2 separate regions of the Homo sapiens genome follow, and region 1 is linked to region 2. The links are chromatin contacts, found by Hi-C or POLR2A ChIA-PET in ENCODE. All regions are on one chromosome and are shown on one strand. The core of a region is the stretch at or near the end of the contact, and the rest is flanking DNA. Distances in the headings are between cores, read along the strand shown. Region 1 has its middle 54 kb from the start of RUNX1. Region 2 has its middle 14 kb from the start of RUNX1.

Region 1 (5,334 bases), core at 1,520-4,019, 39 kb after region 2:
AATGAGGTCAACTCCTATCACTGCCGTTTCATCTCAGTGTTGATTCAGAACGCTTCCAGTTAAGTCCAACGCCCAAATCATCCTCACAAATTCCGTTAAGCCACAGCTCCCTCATCTTACTCTACACCCCCTCAGAGGTTTATTCTCATTCCACCCACTCTTAATTTCCCGCGGTCCTCCCAGAACTTCGGTTCCTCCATTTGCTTTCAGTCCATCTGGATCCACCTGGCTTTACTTCCCTCTTTATCCAGCCCGGCCTCCTTGGTTGCCAGGGTTTGTCAGTTCTCACTGGTAATCTCTCTCCCTCCTTGTCTACTTGTCATTCAGAGCTGGCAAAATTCCACCTGGGAACCCATACATCATTGGCCTTCTCCACTCTCAAGCCTGGGGGCTGAGCCCAGCTGGAGAAAATCACTAAGATCCTTCAACCAGTCCCACCAGGAAGCTCCCGCGGCTGTTCCAAGCTCTTGCCTCTCTCCCATGCTCTGCTTCACTGTCCTCCTGTCTCACAGCAGATTGTCCGGCCTCAGCTTCCTGCCTCAAATGCCCAGATGAATGCATCTGTACCCAGACCCGTTTTTAATTCCTGCTCCTTATTTCCTCTCTCTCCTGCCAATCCCATCAGCCATGCTCTGACCTGCTTTCTCTCCTGCTTCCTCCAGACCTTGTTCCCTCAACCCTCTTCCCTCTCTGCAGTATCCTCATCTCCCTCTCTACTAGGCCTTCCCCTTAGCATAGAAGCACACTTACATGTTTCCTCTGTGTACAAATAAACATAGCAATGAGTTTTAGAAAATGTTCCGTTCAACACGCTTTTCTTGACGTTCTCAATTTCATTGATTTCCAATTCCCCCAACTCCAGGCACACTCTCCTAGGGCCACACCCTGCATATTACCTGGAATTCTTCCTTCTCTGCCAGGATCCCTCTCACTGCCCATAATATTGTGTTATCTTTTGTCATCATTCTGTGTGCCTACTACACCTGTTCTTTGATCTCTTAGGGGCTCCGATTGCTCCATTTCCTTGTTGCCTTCATTCCTATTGCTTAGTGGCCTGGATCTCATGGCTCTTGCCTTGAAGCCATGAAGCTCATGGCTTCAGCCTCTGTCTGTCTACATCTTCTTTCCCATTCTCATTTTTCCACCACACTCACTGGTAAACTCCATCCCTGGATTAATACAACCATCCACCCTTCCTACACCTGGACTACTGGTGAAGCTCACATACCATGAGGGTTGGTGCCCTATGCAGCTATAGCCTCCAGCTTGAACTGGAAGCTCAGCTATATCCCACTCTCCTTCCACAGGTCCCATAATACCTTCCTCTTCCATTCCCCTAAATCATTGTTTCTCTACAGTCTTCAAATCCCCCTTGGAACTATCTCTTCTCTTTCTTTTAGGGGGTGACAGGTCTTCTTAATACTCCAATTAATGAAAACTGACTCAAAGTGACACCTTCAGTGCTCTGTCTCAAGCACTGGTTACAGATGGACCTACTCTCAGAGCCCTGAAATTTCCATGGAAAAAGTGATACCCACTTCTCACAGCTAATGTTCCCACATGGACTCCAGTTCCTATCCCCTACTTGCATCCTTCAGGGTCATGCCTTATTAATCATCTCATTATCTTTCATTTCTAGTAACTTTCGTTCTATTGCCTCTTCCCTCTAAGCACATATAATAACTATGTTTAAATCTCCATCCACAAACCAAATTAAAAATAAGAACAAAGCACAAAATTCATCCTTGATCTTATATCTTTCTATACTGTCCACTTTCTCTTTTGCTTCCATCACAGGCAAATTTTTGGAATTAATTAATGCTCTCCCTCATCTCATAAACCTTCTGGGGACCTTGTTTCTGTTCCAGCATGCCACTCAAACTATCTTTAAATTACTGGGACTTTCCTATTCTCATGCACATTTGTTTCATGTTCTTCAACTTCTACAGGTGCTTTGTTGGGAGAAATTATCTCCTAGATTTCTATGATAGTTTACTCCAGGTTAACTCTTTCCTCCTCCCACCATTTCTTCTCATGATCTTCAACAGGTTTCTCTTCCTCTGCTTTTCTTTAAAGTGTTTCTCAATCCAAGAGCCCTATCGGAATCCTGCAAAACCTACCACTGAGTTCTCCTTGATGAAGTGTTTCCTAAATGAATCCCTTAACCAATTGAACTCTCTCATTTAGAGATACCCAATACTATGGAAATTTACCATCCTGATCATCATTTGTTCTTTGTATACTTTCCTTATCTGGCCCATGAGTTCCTCATGAGCAGGGTCATGGCCCTATGTCTGGTTGTGGCTTACAGAGAAGACAGCCAGTCAGTACTTGTTTAATGTAACCCAGTTGAGCTGTTATCCTTTCTCTCTGTTGTCTGTTTACATTATATATTAGCTGCCCTTACAGAAGATCTGTCCTGCCTTTGTTCTTTTACTTGACTCTCATTTTAGGTCTTAGCAAATTTTGCAAACTTCTTTGAAGCACAAAGATTCTCAACACTATTTCTTACTTGCATTTATGTTCATCTTCTTTCCTTTTTTTTTTTTTTTTTGTACAAGTGTTCTTACGTCTGACTTTACCAGAGAATTTCCTGTTTGGCTACCTCTTGAGATACTTCCCCATTTTCTTCCCAGTCGGGATTGTGCTATGAACAAGGACCCTTCCCTCTCCAGACTTGTTTCATGCTCACGTCTTAGAATTCCACCAATCTTTGCTCTAAGCTTTTAGAGTTCTGCCTCCTCAAAAGGCGGTCACCCACCTGACAATACCCAGCTCACCCATGGTTGGCTGTGGGAGGCTCTAGAGTAACCTGCTCCTTTTATCTCCAGGGCCCCCGTCACTTCCTCCTTGGTTAGAATAGATCCAGAGAAGCAGCTCTGCCTCGCTTCCTCTTTGGACTGAAGTCGATTTCTAGCAGCTGTCCCTGTGGGCTCCCTGCACCCGGGCCCCTCCCTCTGCAGTCACCCAACCTCTCTGGCAGCATCTGTGCTGTTTGATCCATGCCTGGAAAACATCAGTGCTTCCTCCATCTGGATGGGTGGTCTCCAGCATCGTCCCACTCTCCCTCCCTCCTTTAATCTTCAACCAAACTCTCTGTGCACATTCTTCCATCATGGTCACACATTTCACTCCAGGTGTATATGGCTTTGACTGGCTTAGCTATTGATCCTATTTCTTTTGAACATGGCATTTCCTAGACCTTGGTGTTCTAGGCCAATTAAAAACCTGCTTCCTTATATCCTGGTGAGGGCAAATAATGGTGTTTACCTTCCTGCATTAATATCCAACATGCATTTTATTTGTTAACTATATTTTATCCCTACTCATTTGGTACATGAACATAATCACTCATTCTGTGCCTCTTCAAGTTATTCCTGACTGTGAATTACTTGACACCACTAGTATTATTTTTCTCTGTAAACTTTCCCAATATTTATTTGATACTACACATTTTGCAGAACAAAGCCTCGATTATTTTTATTCTTTATTTTTTAATTTTGACTTTTAAAGTTCCTTATTTTCTATTTATTATTCTATTGTTCTATACAACAAAGTTAATTATTACTGTTAACTTTTTTAAAAAAAAACTTTTAAGTTCAAGGGTACAAGTGCAGGTTTGTTACACAGGTCAACTTGTGTCATAGGGGTTTGTTGTACAGATTATCTTATCACCCAGGTATTAAGCCTACTACCCAACAGTTATTTTTCCTGATTGTCTCCCTCCTCCTACCTTCCAAACTCCAAAAGGCCCCATTGTGTGTTGTTTCTTTCTGTGTGTCCATGTGTCCTCATCACTTAACTCCCACTTATAAGTGAGAACTTGTGGTATTTGGTTTTCCATTCCTGTGTTAGTTTGCTAAGGATAATGGCCTCCAGCTCTATCCATGTCCCTGCAAAGGACATGATCTTGTTCTCTTTTATGGCTGCGTAGTATTCCATCATGTATATGTACCATATTTTCTTTATCCAGACTATTATTTATGGACATTTAGGTTGATTCCATGTCTTTGCTATTGTGAATAGTGTTGAATAACTTAGTTCAGCCATTGTGGAAGACAGTGTGACATTTCCTCAAAGACTTAAAAACGGAAATACCATTCAACCCAGCAATCCCATTACTGGGTAAATACCTAAAGGGAGAACATTATTTTTTATTACTATTATTATTTGACCATTTTGGGAGGTTATCTTCACGATTTATACATGATTTTCAGGAACCCCTATTTCAGTACAATAATTTATGATGCAGAAAATTAAATCCCGTCCTGAGGATAATAGTAATAGTAGTATTAGTGGCAACAGCACTAGCAATAGTAGTAGTTATTCTATTAAATATCCAATACATATTTATTAAGCACCTATTATGGGCCAAGCACCCTGTTATATGTAGGGGAGAAAACAGTGGAATACATTCAAACTGTCCCTGACCCAGTGGAGTCTGCTGTCTCCTGAGGGGCTCACATATTCACATGAATAAAAATAAAAGTTAGACCTATGGTACAGGCATGGCAGAGGCTACTGGTCACCCCCCACTAACCCAATCCATCTGTAGATTTTTAGGGGTAGAACCTCTGAGGTAGCTGGACTCATGGCTGCTCAGCCAGAGACAGAGGCCATATCTCCCTCTTAACTGAGAGGGAGCATTCTATTTAATAAGCACTTCTACTGCACTCCCTGACCGCTAGCCACTGTCCTAAGTCCTTTAAGCATACTAGCTCGTCTTATCTTCTTGAGAACACTTTGAGGTAGACAGATGAGGAAACAAAGGAACAGAGAGGTTGAATATTTTAAGTCACACATCTCTTTTTCTTAGAGATGAAGTCTCACTCTGTTGCCCAGGCTGGAGTGCACTGGCATAATCTTGGCTCACCGTCACCTCCATCTCCTGGGTTCAAGAAATTCTCCAGCATCAGCCTCCCGAGTAGCTGGGACTACAGGTGCGCCCCACCATGCCTGGCTAATTTTTGTATTTTTAGTAGAGAAGAGGTTTCACCATGATGACCAGGCTGGTCTCGAACTCCTGACCTCAAGTGATCTGCCTGTCTCAGCCTCCCAAAGTGCTGGGATTATAGGCGTGAGCCACTGCGCCTGGCCTAAAGTCACACACCTCTTAAGGGAAGTAGCTAGAGTACAAATCCAGCCAGTCTAGCTTCAGAGTCAATGCTCCCTGTGTCTATGTATAGGCATAGATTTTTCAATATCATATGTGTGTGTGTACATACAACCTATATGTGTAAACACAAACCTGCAGACTGTGTGTATGTGTACAGAGGTCACACCAGTCCTTCAATTAATTAATTTATTTATTTATTTTTGGAGACAGGGTCTTGC
Region 2 (5,771 bases), core at 2,458-4,957:
GGTTGTCTGTTTAATCCATTGATAGTTTCTTTTGCTGTGCAGAAGCTCTTTAGTTTAATTAGGACCCACTTGTCAATTTTTTTTTTTGTTTCAATTGCTTTTGGGGACTTAGCCAAAAGTTATTTGCCAAGACCAATGCTGAGAAGGGTATTTCTTAGGTTTTCTTCTAGGATTTTTATAGTTTGATACCTTACATTTAAATCTTTACCCCATCTTGAGTTAGTTTTGGTATATGGTGAGAGCTAAAGGTCCAGTTTCATTCTTCTGCATATGGCTAGCCAGAAATCCCAGCATCAGTCATTGAATAGGGAGTCCTTCCCCATTGCTTACTTCTGTTGGCTTTGTCAAAGGTCAGATGGTTCCAAGTGTGCAGCTTTATTTCTGAGTTTTCTATTCTGTTGCCTTGGTCTACATGTCTGTTTTTGTACCAGTACCATGATGTTTTGGTTACTATAGCCTTATACTGAAGGCTATACCCAACTTGAAGTTGGGTAGTGTGATGTCTTTGGCTTTCTTCTTTTTCCTTAGAATTGCTTTGGTTATTTGGGCTCTTTTTTGGTTCTATATAAATTTTATAATCGTTTTCTCTAATTCTGTGAAGAATGACATTGGTAGTTCGATAGGAATAGTGTTGTAAATTTCTATGGGCAGTATGGCCATTTTAACAATATTGACTCTTCCAACCTATGAGCATGGAATGTTTTTCGATTTATTTGTGTCACCTCTGATTTTTTTCCGTGGTATTTTGAAGTTCTCCTAGTACAGATCTTTCACCTCCTTGGTTAGCTGTATTCCTAGGTGTTTCATTTCCTTTGTGGCTATTGCACATGGGATTGTGTTCCTGATTTGACTCTTAGCCTGGACATTATTCGTGTATAGATATGTTACTGATTTTTGTACACTGGTTTTGTATCCTGAAACCTTACTAAAATTGTCTATCAGTTAGTAGTCTTTTGGCAGAGTCTTAAGGGTTTCTCTATATAAAATCATATCACCAGTGAAGAGAGATAGTTTGTCTTCTTCTTTTCCTATTTGGATACCTTCTTTCTTTTGCCTGATTGCTTTGGCTAGGACTTCCAACAGCTAGATTTTGAAAGCATGTTCGAGATGGGCTGTTGTGGGGTAAATAGGGATGGTCCTTCAAAAAGAAGGACAGTTCACAGCAGCTGTAGGTGATGAGTCTTGGCAGGATGCTGTGGCCACTGGTGCTATTAAGATATGATGAATATGGGATAACAGAGTGAGGTGTCCAGGGATTTCCAAAGAGTGTTCAAGAACTATTTGGACACCTGATCCTCAGGGAAGATATAAAAAGGTCAAGAGTGGGCACTGAAGAAGGAAGTCTTTGAAGAGAGTGATTGAAATGTAACTGATGCACTCGTCTTCTCCGACCTTAGTGACCAAAGCATAGAGGGGAGCCTGTCTGTCACATGAAATCTAGCAAGAGGGGCTTGAATCGGATCATGCAGGGAGCATGCGTCCATCAGTCGAGGTCTGACTTATCCCCTGGGAGAGTGGAAGTGTCCTCTTGTAAAGTAGGATAGACAGGGATAGCATTAGGAACTTCCCACATGCCCCTTTAGGAATCCTCAAATATGGAATCCCTAAACGAGATGTTGGCTAGGCATTGTTTTAAAAGGGATTTTGCCTAAGAAGGTGGACTTTTCAGGCAAGGAGATTTTAGCCCAGAGAGGTTATGATACAGACCACTGGGAGCAGCAGCCAAGAAGGAAGGGAGGAGGGGCCGATAGCCTAGAGAGGGTACAGCTTCTGTAAGGGCAGTTTCAGCAGAAGGACCCTAATGGGAGTGCCAATCAATGTGGAACCCATGAGAGTACACAGGGCAGAAGCAATTGGCAATAAACATCTATGAGGCCCAGAGAGAGCTGAGCCATCTGATACTAGCAGCAGACAAGCAGCCTCCCCATCCTCCTCCCTGTCTCCCTTCACCCTCCCCAGCATGGCAGTGTGAGATGTCTTGGTTAGCAAGGAGTAAGGGTGGATGGAGGAATCTAGGCTGCTGGAAGAAAGGAGCTTGGCCACATTCCATTAACCCAACCAAGCAGTCGCCCCAGTAGGCTCCAACTGTGGCTATGGGAGTCAAATCAAGTTTTCAGTTTTGATGATTTGAGATTCTGCGATTTAGAGTGACCATAGGACTTTTCTTATCTAAGTGAGAGGCAGAGAAAGGATCGCCCACATTGAATATATTTAAAAGAATAGTGAAAGACAAAAATCAAGTGAGTTTTCAAAAAGTGGAAACAATACAATGTGTCCATTGAGTCGAATGGATGAATGGATAGAAAAAATGTGGCGTACATGTAAAGTGAAATATTATTCTGTCCTAAGAAGAAGTGAAATTGTGATGTGCACTACAACACGGGTGGACATTAAAAGCATTATATTTAGTGAAATCATCCAGACACAGAAGGACAAATATTGTACGATTCTACTTATGTAAGGTAGCCAAAATAGACAAATTCATAGAGACAGAAGGTAGAATAGAGGCTACCAGGGGCTGACAGGTTGAGGGAAAGGCAAACCATTGTTGGATGAGCATAGAATTTCAGATTGGAAAGATAAAATTCTGGAGATGGATAGCAGTGATAGTCGCTTAACAAAGTGAATGTAATTAATGGCACAGAATTGCACACGAATGAATAGTTAAAATGATAAATATTATGTATATTTTACCACAATAAAAAAAATTAAGTGGCTTGTATGATTAGAATTCTTTGTGTTTAAAATAACTCTTTATATCCATGATAAGACTCTTATATAATGGTTTATATAATGGTCTGTACATCTTCTGGGTGAGTAGCAGTGGATTTATTTATTAATTATTACTCATCCCCTTCCCCTTATCAATGCTGGGTTGGACACTTGGATATAGATATGGCCAAGACCCGGCTCTTGGCTTTAGGTGATTGGGTTAGTGTAGTCTATCTTTTGTCGTGAGACCCTCAAGAAGGCTTGTTTAATTCAGTGTGCAACACAGTTAATATAATACTTCTTAACTCATTGGCATTACTAAATCTTTATTATTTTTATGATAATTAGAGGAAGCAATTAGAAGACTGTCCAGCAAAATGATTCTTCAGAAAGTTTCTGATTTAGCTGCATTCTCTGTGGCACTCTATACCTGCTGTCTACTTACAGAGGAACGTAGAGTTGTGTCTTAATTGAGAAAAATAAAACTTAAAATCATTTTTTTCTAGAATATAAATTACTATTATTAGGGTTGACTGCAAAAACTCTACAGACCCACAAACTCAGACACACACACAAACACATACACACATACATACACACACAAACACAAACACACACACAAACACACATACACAAACACACACACACAAACACACACAAACACACACACACACACACACACACACACGCTTTAGTCCAGGATATTGATTTCACTTTAAACTCTGGCCTCACTTGGCACGAATGTTTGGGCAAGCCCTAACATATTACCTTTGGGTATTCCCCATTCCTGTAGTTAGTCAACCACACAGAGGGCAGATCTAGAGGAGATAACTGATTTAATGATAAGTTAAAGGATTAATCCTTTTTCTGCAGCATCTTAATATGCAGAGATTATCTTGTCTGATGCCTGAGTTATAAATATATTGCCACTCGTGTTTAATCCCACACACCACCTATCTTTTCCTTGAATCTACTCAAGTGTTCAACAACAGCCTTCTAGGTTTCTGCCTCCCAGGTAATTCAGATGAAACCAGGAAATCATGCTGATAAAATAGTTTCATCCTGCTTGGAATTGCGTACCTCGCAGTGCACCCTTTTCAGAGAAGCTAAAGGAAATTCAAAATAAGAGATGGAGTCATGACTCGGGGATGACAACTATGTCTCTGTGTTCTGCTGTATTCAGGACAGTGTGGATCATGGACTACCTAGGACCTGCTTCTGAAGGTAGTGAGAAGCAGACTCAACCATGAATTCCTTTAGACTCAGAGCCCTTCACCTATTAATATATACAACATACACACATTTTAACTCCAAGACTTCCATTTTTATTCCTATCACTTATCCAATCTAGGGAGCTTTAGCTTACCCTCTCTTTTTGAGTGGACTGAAAACATTTGGATAAATCAGGTGATTCCACCGTACTTCAAACCCTCACCTTAATGGAGAAACATATTTTTGGCCCATCACTTCCTTTGAATTTCAAGTTTATCCCTACCAAGGACATATTTCTCTGATGTACTGAGGGTAGGCTTGCCAGACTTAGCAAAACAAAACAAAACAAAACAGAAAAACAAACAAAAAACAGCATGTATTGTTAACTCTGAAGTTTTGAGAAACAATGAATGAGTTTTTAGCATGTCCCAAATACAGCATGGGACACGGGTAAAGAATTATTCATTGCTTGTTTGTAATTCAAACTTAACTGGGCAGATTTAATTCATTTACTTTAATTCATTTAATCTGGCAATCCCTGTTGACAGCCAAGATGTGAGACATGCATGTGGACACATTTCACCTAAGAAACAGAAAGCTTTGGGGGTTTATTTAAACATACAGGAGAAGATAATAGAGTACGCCATTGAACTTCAATCACTGCAGGCTGCTGTGGATTTTTTTTTTTTCCTTTTTTCTTGCATCCTTTTCAAGGACCTGGAGAAGTGTTAAATACCAGGCTCACCCTGCTAATGGTTTGCCCACCAGTAAGAAACAATGGCAAAAGGGATCATTTACCTTGTTTTCTCCATGCGGGACTCACCTGCTTTCGGGTCCAGGCGAACTCGCTGTGGTATTGTTCTTCTCTGCTCGGTTTCCAAAGGAGAGCCCAGGCGCGTTAATTGCTGGGTGGCAGCTACACTAAATGCAAGTGGACGACAGCTGGGTGCCGGGCTCGCTCTGCAAGAGAAGGTTTGGGTTTCCATTGTAGTCCGCATCATAATCCGCACCCTTCCATCTGCACTAACTGTTGTTTTAGGTCTCAAGTAATTGGCTGGAGCTGAAAACATAAACACCTCCACGCGCTTGCCCTTATCATTTTCTTTTTATGTTGGTTTAGGAAATACACCTGAGAGACCAAATGCATACAATGAATCCAGCAATTACCAACCACCATGGGCGGACAGCAAATGCTCAAACAACAAAACACCCAAGGATGGGCGGCTGCTGGCTTCTGACTTTCCTCATGGGGATGGGGGTCCCAGATCTGGGTCTAGGACTCCCTCCCACTTCTGTCCTGGGACAGCTGATTTCAATACTGCCAAAGACGTGGAACTTTTCTTAAGAAGGTTCTCTCCTGATTTATTTTGAGTAAACAACTGATACAGGTTATGTATAGTGCTGGGAAAACTAATGCAGAGAAAGAGGAGGGACATAACTAGTTTTGTTGTCATCTGTGGAACATTTAATTGCAAAATTGTTGAAAGGAAAATTAGACCTCTCTTTCCCCCTCCCCGCCCCCCCAAGTATGGCTTTGGCAGAAAAATCCCAAAGAAAATTAGAAAGTGGAGATTAAGGGTGAAGATAGGGAGAGACATTCAAAAACACCACCACCATTTCATACCTTTGGGGCTGAGTTCTTTAGTCATTCAACAAGCATTTCTTGACCACATTCTATGTATTGGACACCGTTTTACTGAGCAAGACAATTTAGAATGAGGTTGTGAACATGAACTTGGAGCTACCTGGGTTTGTAATCCCAGTTCAGCCACCTACTAGCTACGTGTCCTTGAGCCATCTACTTAAACTATCTGTGCCTCCTTTCTCTCACTTGTTGAATGGAAATA

Evidence for each region. A loop is a pair of places that touch in the nucleus more often than their neighbours do. ChIA-PET counts read pairs that join two places held with the same protein, here RNA polymerase II (POLR2A). Pooled maps may share reads with other maps.
Region 1: a map with no recorded cell type shows a loop between it and region 2 (9-fold over the local background). The contact joins two enhancer-like sites. A Hi-C loop is called at or near these places in 5 of 168 maps with a recorded cell type or tissue (B cell, CD8-positive, alpha-beta T cell, HepG2 and 2 more), 2 of 37 single-sample maps with no recorded cell type and 9 of 50 pooled maps. POLR2A ChIA-PET finds 5 or more read pairs at or near these places in 8 of 52 experiments (HepG2, OCI-LY7, WTC11 and 4 more).

What each region holds. Positions count from the first base shown.
Region 1 is chr21:35,100,367-35,105,700 of GRCh38, forward strand. No RefSeq gene overlaps it. Among named protein-coding and RNA genes, the nearest start is that of RUNX1, 54 kb to the left of the region's middle. RefSeq lists a silencer at 4,865-5,043. Within about 2 kb of position 2,770, at least 6 of the 41 ENCODE cell types and tissues checked have a DNase peak (open chromatin) inside an H3K27ac peak, as active enhancers do.
Region 2 is chr21:35,060,189-35,065,959 of GRCh38, forward strand. No RefSeq gene overlaps it. Among named protein-coding and RNA genes, the nearest start is that of RUNX1, 14 kb to the left of the region's middle. Within about 2 kb of position 3,708, at least 2 of the 41 ENCODE cell types and tissues checked have a DNase peak (open chromatin) inside an H3K27ac peak, as active enhancers do.